Linked DNA regions of Homo sapiens: region 1 is linked to region 2. A link is a loop called in an ENCODE intact Hi-C map of the cell type or tissue named here. Cell type or tissue: IMR-90. All regions are shown on one strand. Links, peaks and the distances in the headings refer to the core of each region. The heading gives the core; the rest is flanking DNA. Region 1 overlaps TOX2 (TOX high mobility group box family member 2). Region 2 overlaps LOC101927200 (a long non-coding RNA gene).

The links. A loop is a pair of places that touch in the nucleus more often than their neighbours do. Peaks named below come from ENCODE experiments on the same cell type or tissue, not always from the same donor. Only the 100,000 strongest peaks of a DNase experiment are listed, where the experiment ranks them.
Region 1: a loop joins it to region 2, with 13 times the contacts of the local background. A loop is called at or near these places in 2 of 110 quality-filtered maps.

Annotation. Positions count from the first base shown.
Region 1 is chr20:43,985,531-43,993,861 of GRCh38, reverse strand. All of the region lies in intron 2 of TOX2 (TOX high mobility group box family member 2), which reads right to left. Among named protein-coding and RNA genes, the nearest start is that of TOX2, 75 kb to the right of the region's middle. RefSeq lists a silencer at 5,285-5,364. In IMR-90, for the core only: a CTCF peak has its summit at 4,783; no DNase peak of the experiment used is centred there.
Region 2 is chr20:43,746,420-43,754,750 of GRCh38, reverse strand. The region is part of intron 1 of LOC101927200 (a long non-coding RNA gene); the gene reads right to left. Among named protein-coding and RNA genes, the nearest start is that of GTSF1L, 24 kb to the right of the region's middle. RefSeq lists enhancers at 2,249-2,328, 2,829-2,898, 3,089-3,288, 8,263-8,331 and a silencer at 4,728-4,887. In IMR-90, for the core only: CTCF peaks have their summits at 3,255 and 4,821 (motif pointing left); DNase peaks (open chromatin) are centred at 2,060 and 3,360; H3K27ac peaks cover 628 bases.

The sequences.
Region 1 (8,331 bases), core at 326-8,325, 240 kb before region 2:
ATTTTTATAGCTACATATCCAACTGCCTCTTTGATACTTTACTTCCCTTGGATGTCCTACACAAAAGCCCAGCAAACTTTTTCTGCAGATAATATGTATTTTTGGCTTTGTGAGTCATATGGTCTCTGTCAGAACTATTCAACTCTATTGCTATAGCATGAAAGTAGCCACAGGCAATATTTAAACTTAGGAGGATCCCATGTTCCAGTAAAGCTTTATTTACACAAAACAGGTGGAGGGTCAGATTTGGTCCAAGGGCCATGATTTCTTTGACACGTCCAGAACTGAGCTTGTGGTCATCCTTGTACCCACCAAGTCCATTTCCCCCTCAGTATTCCTCTACCGGTGGCTCAAGCTGGGTACCTGGGAGAGATGTTCAATTCCTCCCTCTCTCATCCCCATCTCCAATCAATCACAAAGTCCTGTCAGCCCCACCTCCCCATGTATCTCAAATCTTCCCACCACAATCCATCTGCAGAGCAACCATCCTAGTCCAAGCGGTCATCACCTCCCACAAGGACTGCTGTAATCACCTCCTCAATGATCTCCTAACTTCTAATCTCTTTCCTTCCAAATTGTTCTCCATAGCAGCCAGGGTAGAGGTTCCACACACAAAACTGATGGTGATACTCCCATTAGCTGATGTCCTCTACGCTCAGGATACAGTGTGTGTGAAACCCTCTCTGTAGCCTGCAAAGTCCTGCATGATCCGGCCCAGTCTCCTTCCAGTCTCACCTCCTATGACACCCCCTCATCGCTATGGCCAGCCTGGATGGTGTCTGACATGCCACGTGCCTTCCTCATTCAGCGGGGACTCGAACATCACTCCCAGGTTCCCATCTCGAGCCACTGGTGGAGGAATACTGAGGGGAAAACATGCTTGGTGGGTATAAGGAGGACCACGAGCTCAGTTTTGGACATGTCAACATTCCTAAATCAGTTCGGATCAGCAAATCACAGGCCGTGGACCAAATCTGGCCCTCCACCATTTTTTCTTTTTTTTTTTTTTTTTGTAAACCCTACACGAATGTGTTTCATGTTCTAAAACCAGCATTACCTCTGCCATTTTTCTATTGTTTTATTCTATGTGTTTGCATGTTACATGCTACAAATATTACTCCCAATTTGTCACTTGATCTTATTTATAACTTTTGCCATATCAAGGGCTTTACATTTATGTTAAAACATTAAATGTATTAATGTATGATTTCTGGCTTTCACATCATGCTTAGAAAATGGCTTCTCCATGCTGGTATTACTAAGACATTCAACCACGACATTTTTTCAGATATGGGCCTGGCTCGATCTGAAGGCTATGATCCTTCCTTACGCCACATGAGTTTCCCACAGTGGCCTCAAAATGGGAGCTCCTTTGGCTCCAAGACATTGCGAGATGCTGAGACTTCCCTTTAAATCACTGCAAGGGATGCCACACCCCATGCACGTGCCCTGCCCTCATGTCAATGCTGGGAGGCCTTACAAGGGAGGTAGGGGTATCCTGGCTCCTACACGATCGCTCCTACACGATCACTCCTGATGCTGTCCTGGGTCACTTACCTCTGCCCATGCCACACGTGGTTGGGAGCTGCTCTTGACCATCCCAGCCGTCGATCAGATAAGTCTCCCAGTTCTTCCACCTCACTGCCTCCACTCCAGCCACGTTCCTCAAACATGCCAGGCACACTCCCACTGCGGGGCCTTGGTGCTGGCTGTTCCCTCTACTGCAATGTCCTTTCCCAGATCTCAACTCCCTCGCCCCTTCAAGTCGTTGCTCAAATGTCACTTTCTCAGCAGCGCCTTCCCTGGCCACCCTGTTTGCAAGTGCAGCTCCTGCTGGCACACCCAGCTCCCCTACCTGCTCAGTTTCCCCACAGAACTTTTACCTGCAAACATACAGTATACTTTACTTCTTTAAAATAATGATTATGGCTGGCTGCAGTGGCTCACGTCTGTAATCCTAGCACTTTGGGAGGCCAGACCACCTGAGGTCAGGAGTTCAAGACCAGCGTTGCCAACATGGTGAAACCCCATCTGTACTAAAAATACAAAAATGATCCGGGCATAGTGGTGTATGCCTGTAATCCCAGCTACTCAGGAGGCTGAAGCAGCAGAATTGCTTGAACCTGGGAGGTGGAGGTTGCAGTGAGCTGAGATTGTACCACTGCACTCCAGCCTGGATGACAGAGCAAGACTCCAACTCAAAATAATAATAATAATAATAATAATAATAATAATAATAATAATAATGATTATTGCCTGTCCCCTTCACTAGGATATAAATTCCACCATTTGGTCACTGATATATTCCAAGGGCCAAGGATAGTACCTTGCACATAGTAGGCCCTCAATAAACATTTACTGAATAAAAGGATGCATGAACGAGTAAGGACTAGGAGTGTTTGACTGCTTTGTTCACAGTTTCGTCTCAGCACCTACACCACTGCCTGACGCACAGTAGGTGCTTAGTAAATATGTTTTGGAGTGAATGAATGAATGAACATCCTAATGGTCTGCTATGGCATTGGGCTCAGTGCTGCACCATCTTTCCTGCAAGCTCTAAGAAGTCAGCAAAGGTCTGAAGCAGCCCGCTCAGTGACGCTGTTCAGCATGAAATCATTCTAACTTGGCCCATCGGGGTCTCCTGGTTCCTTGTCCTTATCTTAGCATCTTCTCATGAAGATCTGAGCCCCTACCTCTGACAGGCTGTGTGACCTTGGACAAATCACTGACCCCTTTCTGGGCCTCAGTTACACCAACTGTAAAAAGAGGCAATTGGATCAAGGGATTTTAAAAATCAAATTCAATTCATGCCTGTGCTCCTTGTATGCAGGTACCCAGGCACACACAAGGCAGTGCTGATTTTAAAAGCAGCAAAAATGATGAGTAGGCTCTCTAGTTGTTTCTGTCTTAAAATAAGCTTCTGGAAAAATGATGTCTATTTGCAGCTTTTTTTTTCTTTCCCATTTCTACCTTCTGAAAATGACAGAAGTAGCATTGCCTAAAAATGTGCCACACGCCAGCTGCCTGTGGATGAAGGCACTTAAGTTCTCTGAGAATGGTCCTCATGAGTGCCCCGAGATCCCAGGACACCAGGCTGAGCAGTGAAGTCCCCTAGAGCACACTGCTCCATGGACACTGCCCTGCTCAGACCCTTCAGAACAGGGTCCCGGCCTCTGCTTGGCATCCAAGGCCTCCTGGACCAAGTCCTGCAACCTTGCCTGATACTAGCCACAGTGAACTCACTGTAGCCCCCAAACACTGCATTCTGTGGTATCACCTAGGTGTGCTGGCCCCTCTGCTCATGCCATTGTCCTCCCAGGTGACATTGAGAGGACTTCCACAATACCCTACTGCCTTCCCAGGTGGTGGCACCACAAATGGGGCCCAGTGATCTGGGCAGAATAGAGCAAGGCCTGCTCCTCTTGCAGCCTGGACCCCGTGCTCCTGTAACTATGCCCCAAACATCCCATCAGGGGGCTGCCACCCAGAGCTCATCCACTCCCCTAAAATGTAGTAAGCATCCACTCTGAACTAGGCTTGTGCTGCAACCTACGGAGTTACCAGTAAAATTTTTAAAAAATATATAGCTCAGCCCCCATAGTCACATTGTTCTGACCTGCTTTTCTATAGCTTTTTTCAAAAAATAGCAGAAACCATTTATATAGCACTTACCATGTGTAGAGGTATCCTTATCCTATGTACTTTTCATACATGAATTTGTTAATCTTCACAACAACTCTATGAGGCAGGTGTTATTATTATAATCATTTCACAGAGGAGCCACAGAGATGGGAAGCTTGCATAAAGCCACACAACTGGTAAGAAGGGATGGAGCCATGATTCCAACTCAATGGTTCAGTTCAGGGGAACTGAATCCGGCCAACAACCAATAGAGGGAACTTGGAAGTAAATCCCCCTTCAGTCAAGCCATCAGATGAGACCACAGCCTTGAGTATCACATTGAGCACAGCCTCCAAGAGATCTTAAGCCAGAGGCACCACATGAAGCCACACTTGATTCCTGGCATGCAGTAACTATGAGATGATTAATATATGCTGGGTGGGTTTTTTTTTTTTTTTTCTGAGACAGAGTCTTGCTCTGTTGCCCAGGCTGGAGTTCAGTGGCGTGATCTCGCCTCACTGTAACCTCCACCTCCCGGATTCAAGTGATTCTCCAGCCTCAGCCTCCTGAGTAGCTGGGATTACAGACACATGCCACCATGCCCAGCTAATTTTTGTATTTTTAGTAGAGATGGAGTTTCTCCATGTTGGCCAGGCTGGTCTCGAACTCCTGACCTCAAGTGACCCACCTGTCTGGGCCTCCCAAAGTGCTAGGATTACAGGCATGAGCCACTGTGCCTAGCCCTAATATATGCTGTTTTTAAAATTAAAAAGCCTAGCTCATGAATTGGCACTCTTAACGACTGTGTGATTCTGCTTCTTTATAAATAGAAGGGACTGGGCTCCCGCATGTGTGATGCTGAGCTTCCATGTTGATTCTGTCTTTATAGGCAGCTCCCGACTGCCTCCTCTCCCATTCTCTAACTGCTCCTCAGGGTAGGCATGTGCCTGTGCCCCACCAGCTTATGAACCCCCTCAGCATGGGCTAATTGCTTGCAGTGCTTGGGGAAGGCAAAGTACACTAGGCCAGCACTTCTCAATCTGTAATGTGCACACAAATCAAGTAGGGATCTGTTAAAATGAAGATTCTGATTTAGGAGACTCTAAATCAGATTCTGGGTGGGGACTGAGATGCTGCATGCCTAACAAGCTCCAGGGGATGCTGCATGTCCATGACCACACTGGGGATAGCACGGCCTGAATCATTAAAAGCACTTTGACTCAGACTAACTGTGGTTCAAATTCCAGTCCATCACATGCAGCTGGGAGTCCTTGACCTCTGAGAAGAGAGACTTACTCAAGGTCACATAATAAATTAGAGTTACCTGGAGCCACAACCAAAACCCAGTGTTCTCACTTCTAGTCCAGAGTCCCCAAACTGCAGATAAATCCACCCTCCTAAGTTCTGAGTCTGGACACATTTGAGTGTGTGTGTGTATATCCCTGTATGTGCCTACACCTGTGAATAAGTGTGTCAGATGTGCTTGTGAATGTGTCTAAACAGCATGTGTACCAGTAGGCTTGTGAGAGTTGTTCATCACCAGATATTAGCTCACCAGATACCAACTCCACTCCTACCCTGTGCCAGGTCCCTGCCCCCACGAAACCCACAGTCTAGGAGGAAAGCAGCCATTAAGCAAATAAACGGAAACTAAAATCTCATTTGTGTGTGCTTGTGCACATGTGAGAGTATTGCTCACACTAGCCCAAGAGTCAGGTGATTTATTATCTCCATTTCACTGCAGAAACTGAGGCAATGAGAGATTGAGTAACTTGCCCAGGAGCACACAGCAATGCTCAATGTGCCTTTCCATACACTGAGCATGCCTACAAGTTGTGTTTGTATTTGCTTATATTTGTGCATGAATGTGTCTGTACACAAGCATGTGTGTTGTCTGTGCCCAGAGAAACTTAGACATCTTCACATATTCCATTAACAAGATTTTCTGGCACCACAGCACAGCATCACAAAAACCACACATACACACACACACATATGCATGTGCTTTAAGTGTTGATGTTTCGGCCAGGTGCGGTGGCTCACGCCTGTAATCCCAGCACTTTGGGAGGCCGAGGCGGGCAGATCACGAGGTCAAGAGATCAAGACCATCTTGGCCAACATGGTAAAGCCCCGTCTCTAATAAAAATACAAAAATTAGCTGGGTGTGGTAGCATGTGCCTGTAATCCCCGCTACTCAGGAGGCTGAGGCAGGAGACTCACTTGAACCGGGGAGGTGGAGGTTGCAGTGAGCCAAGATTGTGATACTGCACTCCAGCCTGGCGACAGAGTGAGACACTGTCTCCAAAAAAAAAAAAAAAAAAAAAAAAAGATGTTGATATTTCAAACATTTCCTAAAACTCTGTCCACAAGGAAATAGAAGTGGAAGGCCAGAGCCTGCAGAGCTGAGCAGATCTGGGGAAGCCCGTGCCACCTGCTTCCCTGGGGCAAGCCACAGCCAGAGCAATTTCACAGCTCATCATCCATTATGAGGCTAAAATAATTCTTTCCCTCCCAGGAAGTTAAATACATTGTTCAAGCGGTAAAAGGCTCGCCCATCCATGCTCTCAGTGGGAATTTACTACCCTGGTGACCGGATTAACACAAGATACAAATGACCAAACCTGGCTAGGTTCCCTTCCCTGCCTGCCCTGTCTCTAAAAATTGAGATACTTGTAAAAATACAATGCCTTGATCTTTCTTTTTTTACACCTTATTGAAGCATAGAATACAACAGAAAAGTGCACAAATCATAAATGTACAGCTCAATGAATTTTCATAAAGTGAACAGATTTGTGTAAACAGCACTCAAAGGAAGGGAGAAAACCTTCCCAGCACCTCTGAAGCCCCTCAAAGCCCCTATAGTCACTCCCCACCCCCCTCTAGGGTAACTGCAATTCACATTCTATCTCCATTGATTAGTTTTGCCTGTTCATGTGCTGTATGTAAATGGCATTGTCTAGAATGTTCTGTCTTGTTGTCTGGTTTCTTTCACTCAACGTGTTTGTGAGACTCATCTGCTTGATGGCATGTGGTTACACATCATTCATTCTCATTGCTGCATAGTATTCCACTGTGTAAGAATATTTCAGAATCATGTATCCAGTCTACTCTTGATGGGCATTTGGATTGTTTTCAGTTTTGAGCTTTAATGAAAAACACTCCTATAAACTTTTTTTTAAGAAACAGTCTCACTCTGTCACCAAGGCTAGAGTGCAATGGAGCAAACATGGCTCATTGCAGCCTCAACCTCCAGGGCTCAAGTGATCGTCCCACCTTAGCCTCTCGAGTAGCTGGGACTACAGGTATGTACCAGCACACCTGGCTAATTATTTAATTTTTTAAAACAGGGGTCTCACTAAATTGCTCAGGCTGGTCTTGAACTCCTGGGCTCAAGCGATCCTCCCACCTCAGACTCCCAAAGTGCTAGGATTACAGGCATGAGCCACCACGCCTGGCCTGAACATACGAAGGCATTTGTGGAGTTGAATTACTGAGTCATAGAGACATATATTCAGCTTTAGATACTGCAAAATGGCATCTATGGTGGTACCAATTTACACAGCAGTGAGTGAGGGTACTGGTTCCTCCAGATCCTTCTCAACTTAGTCTTTTACATATTCTCCGTTTCGGTGGGAGTATACCATGTTAATAAATTTTAAAGCCGGGCACAGTGGCTCACACCTGTAATCCCAGCACTTTGGGAGGCTGGGGTGGGCAGATCACTTGAGGTCAGGAGTTCGAGACCAGCCTGGCCAACATGGAAAAACCCCATTTCTACTAAAAATACAAAAATTAGCTGGGCATGATGGCACATGCCTGTAATCCCAGCTACTCGGGAGGCTGAGACAGGAGAATCACTTGAACCCAGGAGGCGGAGGTTGCAGTGAGCCAAGATCACACCACTGTACTCCAGCCTGGGTGACAGAGTGAGACTCCATCTCAAAAAATACACACATACATACATACATACATACATACATACATTTTAAAAGGCTTCCTCGTCCCTTCCCATTATATCTTTCCTGTTGCAATTGCCAACCATTGTTTATGAAGGCTAGTGGCAACAATAAAACTACAACTGCTCAGTTTACACATGGCACAAGTATAACCACTAGCCACAAACTTCCCACCCTTGAGGGCCATCCCAGCAGTCAATAGCCAAAGGTCACACTGTGCTAACTTTTAAAGCCTTTGGGCAGTTACAAAGAACTTCACTGAAGGTTTTCTTCAGGGGACTTATAAGAGGAAGATCCCACCTCCCAATGCACAGCAACCTTCCTCAGAGCCCTCCTTCCCCATCTCTCTCTCCAAGTGCATGGGTCACTCTCACCGCCTGCTCATCCTTCCCAGCTGGACACACACTCCTCTTAAAGCCATGCGCCCCAGCTCCTCACTCTGCTCTAAGCACCCTCCCAACTATGAGCTCGGCGCCACCGGGTGGCTGTTGGCACAGACCCTGCTACCTCGCAAGCAGATGCATCTTCGAAGGCCTGCATCACTGGCCTGACCCCAGGGCTTCCGGGCCTCTACTTGGGGCTGAGTATGTACCTGTCCCATTTTACCTTACTGAAAATAATGTTTTCCATCTATAAAATGGGGATTTTAGTAGCACCTCAGGCTAACTACCAATTGCTATGTACCAAGCACTAGAATAACCACTTTGGATATAAACACACTTAATTTACTTCTGCATCACTCTGAGGAACTTCT
Region 2 (8,331 bases), core at 323-8,322:
ATGAGCCCAGAGAAGAACCAGGGCAGACCCAGTGAGGTCACGGAGGCCCTGGTAAGAACTTGGGCTTTGACTCCTGGTGGAAGGGAAACCATCGGAGGGCCTCGAGCAGAGACTTTGCCATCTGACTCAAGCCTTAACAGATCCCGCAGCATAGAGAGTCACCTACAAGGTGAGCAAGTTTGGAGGAGGAAAGGAGCGCGGAGGCTTCTGTTTCTGTCATAACCCACGTTGTTGGCTAGTGGCTTGAATAAAAGTGGCAAAGTGGAAGTGGTGAGAGGAGCTCCGATTTGGGATATCATTTGAAAAACCAGAGGCCGAGCTTGGTGGCGCACACCTCTAGTCCCAGCTACGTGAGAGGAAGATATTGTTTGGATCTGTGTCCCCGCCTAAATAGCATGTTGAATTGTAATCCCTGGGGTTGGAGGTGGGGCCTGGTGGGAGGTGACTAGATCATGAGGGTGGTCCTTCACAAATGGTTTAACGACATCCCCTTGGTACTGTTATTGTTGTGTGAGTGAGTGAGTTATTGCAAGATCTGGTTGTTTAAAAATGTGTAGCAGGCCGGGTGCGGTGGCTCACGCCTGTAATCCCAGCACTTTGGGAGGCCCAGGCAAGCAGATCACGAGGTCAGGAGATCAAGAACATCCTGGCTAACACGGTGAAACCCCGTCTCTACTACAAAAATACAAAAAATTAGCCGGGCGTGGTGGTGTGCGCCTGTAGTCCCAGCTACTTGGGAGGCTGAGGCAGGAGAATGGCGTGAACCCAGGAGGCGGAACTTGCAGTGAGCTGAGATCACGCCACTGCACTCCAGCCTGGGTGACAGAGCAAGACTCTGCCTCAAAAAAAAAAAAAAAAAAGAGTGTGTAGCAGTGCCCCATTTTCCACTCACTCCTACTCTGGCCATGCGATGCGTGTGCTTCTCCTTCACCTTCTACCATGACTGGAAGCTTTCTGAGGCCTCCTCAGAAGCCAAGCAGATGCCAGCATCTGTATTGCCTGCAGAATCATGTGGCAATTAAACCTCTTTTCTTTATAAATTACCCAGTCTCAGGTATTTCTTTACAGCAGTGCGAGAACAGATGAATACAGAGGATCTCTGGAGCCCAGGAGTTCGAGCCCAGGAGTAAGCCGTGGTCACACCACTGTACTCCAGCCTAGGCAACAGAGTAAGACCCTGTCTCTATAAAACTGTAATAATAATGATTTGAAAAATCATATTCATGTGTCTAGGGGATGGATCTTCAGATCCATCCCTAGAGGGTATCAAGGGTTGAGCAAGAACGTTTACTTGTGTCAAGCCATTTATATTTATTTTAGTGTAACTTAAAATTATGCCTTATATTCTTAAATACATTACTGATGATAATTAATGGTGGCTTATGTTCAATTTCAGTTCTGTTCTCATCTTGATAAGAATAACCAGTCAGGTGGCCAGGCACAGTGGCTCACGCCTGTAATCTCATCACTTTGGGAGGCCAAGGTGGGTGGATCACTTGAGGCCATGAGTTCAAGACCAGCCTGGCCAACATAGCAAAACCCCATCCCTACTAAAATGCAAAAGTTAGCTGGCACAGTGGTGCATGCCTGTAGTTCAAGCTACTCAGGAGGCTGAGGTGGGGGGATGGCTTGAGCCCAGGAGGCAGAGCAATCACACCACTGCACGGCAGCCTGGGCAACCGAGCTAGACCCTGTCTTAAGAAAAGAAAAGAAAAAAAAAGAATAACCAGTCAGGGCACTATAATCTCACATGGGTAACTGACCTGTAGCCAACCCCGCTATTTGGAGTGAAGTTCAGGTCCAGACACAAGCACTTACATACTTGATGTCAGACATCCAAGGCAGGCGGTAGACGTGGGATGCTCAGGAGGATACGCCCCATGTGGCATCTGATCAAGTCTGGCTTAGGTGTAAGGACAACGTTCAGGACAAAAACTATGCCTTTCCCATTTTACCATTGAAGATGTCTTAGACAACCAATAAAGTGGACGGTGTAGGACCACAGCCCTGCACAGCGACGTTCTTGCATCACTCGGCTCAACCACAGGAAGTCTCACACCACTGAGTCTGACCACAGGAACGGGCAAATGAAAAGTCATGCAGCTATATGGGCAATGGAACTTCCCTGCCTCCAGTTCCTGGCCAGGAAGTGGGGGCTGGGTGGAGAAATCTGGAAGCTGCCTGCTTACCTACCAGGTCTCCACTCTGTTTTGCTATGAAGCCTCTAAGCCTTGATACCTGTTAATGGATGTATTTGTTGTGAGAAATAAATGAGATGGTGGGGTCAGTTTCCAAAGTTAACGACAGTTTGAATCAAACAGGCTTGGGCACACATGCCACCTCTGCCCCTTGCTCCCTGTGTGGCCTTGGGAAAATTACTTAGACCCTCTGCCCCTCAGAGGTGGGAATAATGTGAGAAGGAAATGAGTGCCTGCACTTGGCCCTCAGAAAGCCCCAATCCACGTTCAGCCCTGATACCAGCTTCACGAATGTTCCCTTGTAAGTCCCAGAGACAGGACTTCCTGAAGGGTCCAGGTGCCTTCAGGCCCCCTTGGGTCTGTGAGTACTGGACCACATGCATCCCCAGATTAGACCTCAAGGACTTGGAATCCCCACATCGGGCCACAGTGGATTTATGCATCTCCAGACAGGACCAAGGGACTCACGCATCCCCAGATTAAACCACTGACCCACAGGGCAAGGAACTAGGGTGGTTTGTTCTCAGTGGAGTCTGGAGAAGGAGATTTCGAGTCGCTAGACTTCATTGGTGGGGGCAGCAAATGGGGAGTGAAATAAACCAACACTCTTGGGGAACTCTAAAATGCTCAAAAGGAAACTAAAACCCAGGAGCTGAAGGTAACATCCAAAGTCACACCACCAGCAAAGGCCATAGAACAACAAAACTAGAGAAGTTCTTGGAGAGCATCTGGTCTAGCCCTTCATTTTCCAGATGAGGAAACTAAGGCCCAAAGAAAGGAGGAAGTTAACCTAAGCCACATGGTCCACTTGTGGCAAAGCCATCCCTCAGACTCAGATCCCAGATTTGAGGTCTGGCGTCCCCTCAATTCCCCAACACCAGCACCCACGTTGCACACCCTTCACCATCTAGCAGAGATCTCCCCAGGGCTGCCATGAGCTGCCCCATGACACTCCAAGGAGCTGGTACGAAACATTTTGTTTTGCACCTTGCCTGTGGTGACAGCTGCGTTAAACCGAATGTTCACAGTCATTATGCTCAGAAACTGAGCAAGAGTTCCATCTATTGGGGTTTCAGAATGAATCAGATTTCCAAACTCTCCTCTCTCCACCTCAGCGCATGTCTGTATATGGTAACCTTTCAAAAGTGAGTCTAATAATTAGTCATCTTGGCCTAGTTCAAGACAACAGTATGTTCTCCAATTTCACTTTGTTTTCAACAAGACAGCGATGCCAACGGTAATGTTCACTGTGGTTAAACACACTTCTCAGCTGGTCCCTGCAGGTGGCCAAGACAGCTCTGGTCCCCGCAGTTGCCCAGTGCTTCCCCACAGCTCTCTAACCAGGCTGTACCCTCTGCCCAGATCCACCCCCACCCCCAATATTGACACCAACTGTGTACCAGGCACTACATTAGATGCTTTGGGCTCATCATTACATGTTATCCTCTTTGCAAGATAGATGGTTCTCTTGTTGCCCCATTTGAAGATGGGAAATTTGAGAACCTGAGGGTACTGGTCCTTGTCTACTGCCCACACCCCAGGTCTAGCCAGTCCCTCTCTTCCTTCCTGCTCCAACCACACTCTTCTGCCAAGGCAGTGAGCTCATTTCCACCTCAGGGCCTTTGCACATGAGTTTCCTCTGTCTGAAACACTCTTCCCTCTGACTCCACCTGGTTCACTCCTTCTCACCCTCAGATCTCAATTCAAGCATAATTTCCTAAGGGAAGAATCCTTCACATCCTCAGGTTCCTAGAGCTCTTTTCATCCACACAGCACCCTATGAATCCCTCCTCCTTCAAGGCAGCTCCTATAAATTGTAATTTTATTTTAAATTTTTTGTAAAGATGGGGTCTTGCTATATCGCCCAGGCTGGTCTTGAACTCCTGGCCTCAAGCAACCCTCCCACCTTGGCCTCCCAAAGTGTTGCAATTACAAGTGTGAGCCACTGCGCTCAGCCTAACATGTAATTTTATATTTGAGGGATTATTTGCTGCTATCTGGCTCCTCCACACAGGCATGAATTCTAGGAGGGCAGGGACGCTGTCTGTGTTGCTCACCACTATATCTCCACACACAGAAGGGACACATGGTAAGGGTTTAGTTATCATATATTTATGGATGATGGATGGATGGGTGGTCAAATGGAGGGTGCGTAGATGCAAAATGCTTAACGAAGAATTTGCCACCCATCCAAGTAAGAGGTGGGCCCAAATGCAAGCCCAGGCTTCCGACCGGCAATCCCTCTCGGTGTGTGTGATAATCCTCCGCACACACACACACATCACCCCCAAACTCTGACCCTGGGAGACAGTGCCCACCTCCCTGGAGCAGTGTTCTCAAAACTCCCCTGACCAGCACCCCACTGTCCAAACCCCCTAGCTCCCACGCCACACACCTGGAGCTTCAGGGATGCTGATTCTGTAGGTCCAGGAAGGCCCCAAACTCTACACTGTTAACAAGCACCCAGGTAATTTAGAAGGGAGTGTGTCCCAGAGCTCGTTTGAGGATCTCTGGACTAAGATGAGTCCAGGCAAACCCGAATCCCCAGGGAGAGCCGCCCAGCGCCACCCCAGCCGCCCGCGTGGGAAGTGGCCGGGAGCCGCAAGCCGGGGCCGTGCTGCCCTCTGGTGGTGCATAGCGGCACTGCAGCCTCTGGGCTCCCTGAAGGAACACCGGCCGCCGGCGCCCCAAGGGCTGTGGTGTCCCGGTGGCCCACGTCGGCCTAGGTCAGCGCACCTGGATTCCAGTCCCTGACCCTCCAGAGACCTCCCCAAGACTTTTTTTTTCTTCATAAATGGAAGATAATCAACGTTTCCCAAACTTCAGTTCTTTGGGTACCACCTTCATCATCTTGCCCATCTCATTTATACATGCTATTCTTTACTTAATTTTTCTCTGAATTGCCGGGTGTGGTGGTGGCTGTCTCCTGTAGTCCCAGCTATTCAGAAGGCTGAGGCAGGAGGATGGATCGCTTGAGCCCAAGAGTTGGAGGCTGCAGGGAGCTATGATCACCCACTGCACTTCAACTTGGGCAACAGAGCGAGACCCTGTCTCAAAAAAAAATTTTTAATAAACGTATTTATGTATTATAATTCATGTTAAGAGAGAAATGAATACCCACAGTAAACAGAGGTGGATTTCACTTGCCATAAATGGTGGGCTGGGGGAGAGGAGGGGACATGGTGGGGAGGGGATGAAAACAAAACCAGGATTACCAAGATTTTCATAAATAAAAAGACTGTCATTTTACAAACAAAACAAACAAGGGCTTTCCTAAGTGGTGAAACTATAAAGAACAGCAAAGAAATTAGCGTTATAAAAATTAGGATAGCCAGGCACAGTGGCTCACGCCTGTAAATCCCAGCACTTTGGGAGGCCGAGGTGGGCGGATCACTTGAGGTCAGAATATTGAGACCTGCCTGACCAACATGGTGAAACCCTGTCTCTACTAAAAATACAAAAATTAGCCCAGTGTAGTGGTGCACGCCTGTAGTCCCAGCTACTCGGGAGGCTGAGGCAGAAGAATCGCTTGAACCCGGGAGGCAGAGGTTACAGTGAGCTGAGACTGTGCCACTGCACTCCAGCCTGGGCGGCAGAGAGAGACTCCATCTCAAAAAAAAAAAAAAAAAAGATAGTGCTTTTCTCTGGGGATCAGGAGGCTGTCATGGGAAGAGATGGTGGGGGCCCCAGGGAACCCAGTTCTCCTTCTTTGTGTAGGATATTTTTACAGTCCTGTGTTAACCTGCACATATGAGCTTTATGCATTTTTTCCTGCATTTTATGTGTCACAATAAAACATGTTATAGAAACAAAAAGTAACCAGTGAAATACAAGTAATTTACAAAGGCACACATGAAAACAGGAGAGATGAGGCTAGGCGCAGTGGCTCACGCCTATAATCCCAACACTTTGGGAGGTCAAGGCAAGAGGATTGGTTGAGCCCAGAAATCTGAGACCAGCCTGAGCAACATAGCAACATCTTGTCTCTACAAAATATCATTTAAAAATTAGCCAGGCATGGTGGCATGCATCTGTAGTCCCAGCTACTCAGGAGGGTTGCTTAAGGCAGGAGGATTGCTTAAGCTCAGGAGTTTGAGGCTGTAGTTAGCTATGATTGCACCACTGCACTCCTGCCTGGGCAACAGAGTAAGACTCTGTTTCTTAAAATAAAAGAGGGGGTGACACTGAGCAGCAGGTCAGGGGTGACACAGCTGCTCAGGGGACAGTTTCAGGGGTTAAATATCCCAGAAACAGAGTGACCATCCAGGGGGTCCTGTGTGAGAGGCAGCTCCAGGCAGCAGCCCTCCCCCCACCCCCACGCTCCTTTCTTCTTCCCTACCCTCCCCTGAGCTCCCTGTATGGAAGCTCAAAGCTCAGAGTGGATTTCTGGAGGCCAGGATGGTGGGGTGAAAACAGCAGGAACCCACTCTTGGGGGACTATGAGCACCCCAATCACCAGGCGGGTGGGGAAAATTGAGCCCCTTTCAGTTCAGTTATGAGTCCCAGAGACATTCATGGCTATTTACTGCTAGCATCCGTTCTGATTCGTTGATGCCTGTGCCATTCAGTTGTCAAATATGTTTATGATCAGCCCCGCTAAGATGCATTAAAACACATGTGTATTAGTCCATTCTCACACTGCTATAAAGAACTACCTGAGACTGGGTAATTTATAAAGAAAAGAGGTTTAGGCCAGGCGTAGTGGCTCACGCCTGTAATCTCAGCACTTTAGGGGGCCGACGTGGGCGGATCACCTGAGCTCGGGAGTTCCAGACCAGCCTGACCAACATGGAGAAACCCTGTCTCTACTAAAAATAAAAAAAAATAAAAATAAATTAGCCAGGCGTGGTGGCGCATGCCTGTAATCCCAGCTACTCGGGAGGCTGACGCAGGAGAATCACTTGAACCCGAGAGGCGGAGGTTGCAGTGACCCCAGATTGTGCCATTGCACTCCAGCCTGGGCAACAAGAGCGAAACTCTGTCTAAAAAAAAAAAAAAAAGAAAGAAAGAAAGACAGAAAAGAGGTTTAATTGACTCACAGTTGCCCAGACTGTACAGGAAGCATGGCTGAAAGGCCTCAGGAAACTTACAATCATGGCAGAAGGCAGAGGGGAAGCAGGCACATCTTCACAATGGCAGAGCCGGAGAGAGAGCGCATGAAGGGGGAAGTGCCGCACACTTTTAAACCATCAGATCGCATGAGCACTCACTCCCTACCACGAGAACGCAAGGGGGAAATCCACGTCCACGATCCAACCACCTCCCACTAGAGCCCTCCTCCAATTTGACATGAGATTTGGGCAGGGACACAAACCCAAACCATATCAATATGTAATTACTGAAATTAAAACTGTCCACCAAAACACCATGAAATGTCACTCACATACCTCCAGTGGGGCACAGTGGGGCACGCAGTGCATTTTAGGACGTGGTAGGCATTACCTGGCCCTGCACAGGGCGACTCTAAGAACTAAACGGGCACTCCACAAGTGCTGAGCCCCACACAAAGTGTTAACGTGGTTAACACGACAGCCTTCCAGGAAGCTGGGAGCTGGGATATCCCCAGCACGGAGGACAATGCTGAAACAGACCCACAGGGCGCAGGGGCTCCCATGGGAACTCACAAGTGCTCTGCAGTTTGCCTGTCTCTCCTGCCTAAACAAGGAGCAGCTGGGGAAACTCAGGCTTGGCCAAAGCACCAACCATTCCCTCTCTCCCTCCACCACCTCCCCACCTTTTTTTTTTCCCTTCATTTTTCTCCTCTGTCTTCCAAGGAATTCAGAGTGCAGGTCTCACTATGAGTTCCCAGGCGAACCCACCTCTCCCGACTTCCTAAACTGTGAAAGGAAAATAAAACTTGGGACTCCAATTCACTCTACCCAAAGGAAAAAAATTAAGCTGAAAGCTGAGTCATGCAAGAAAACGCCTTCCCTTTTGTGCCTAAGCAGATAGGTAGAGATAAAAGGCCAGATATCTCCAATTACTCTGGTTCACCTTATCTTACTTAAAGTGCCAATTTACTGAGTGCTAGATGAATACATAATTGACGAGTCCCCCATCTACTCCTTTTCTCTTGCAACATGTGAATTCAGTAATATGACCACACCCTCCCTCGTTTCCCTCCAGCCTGCTT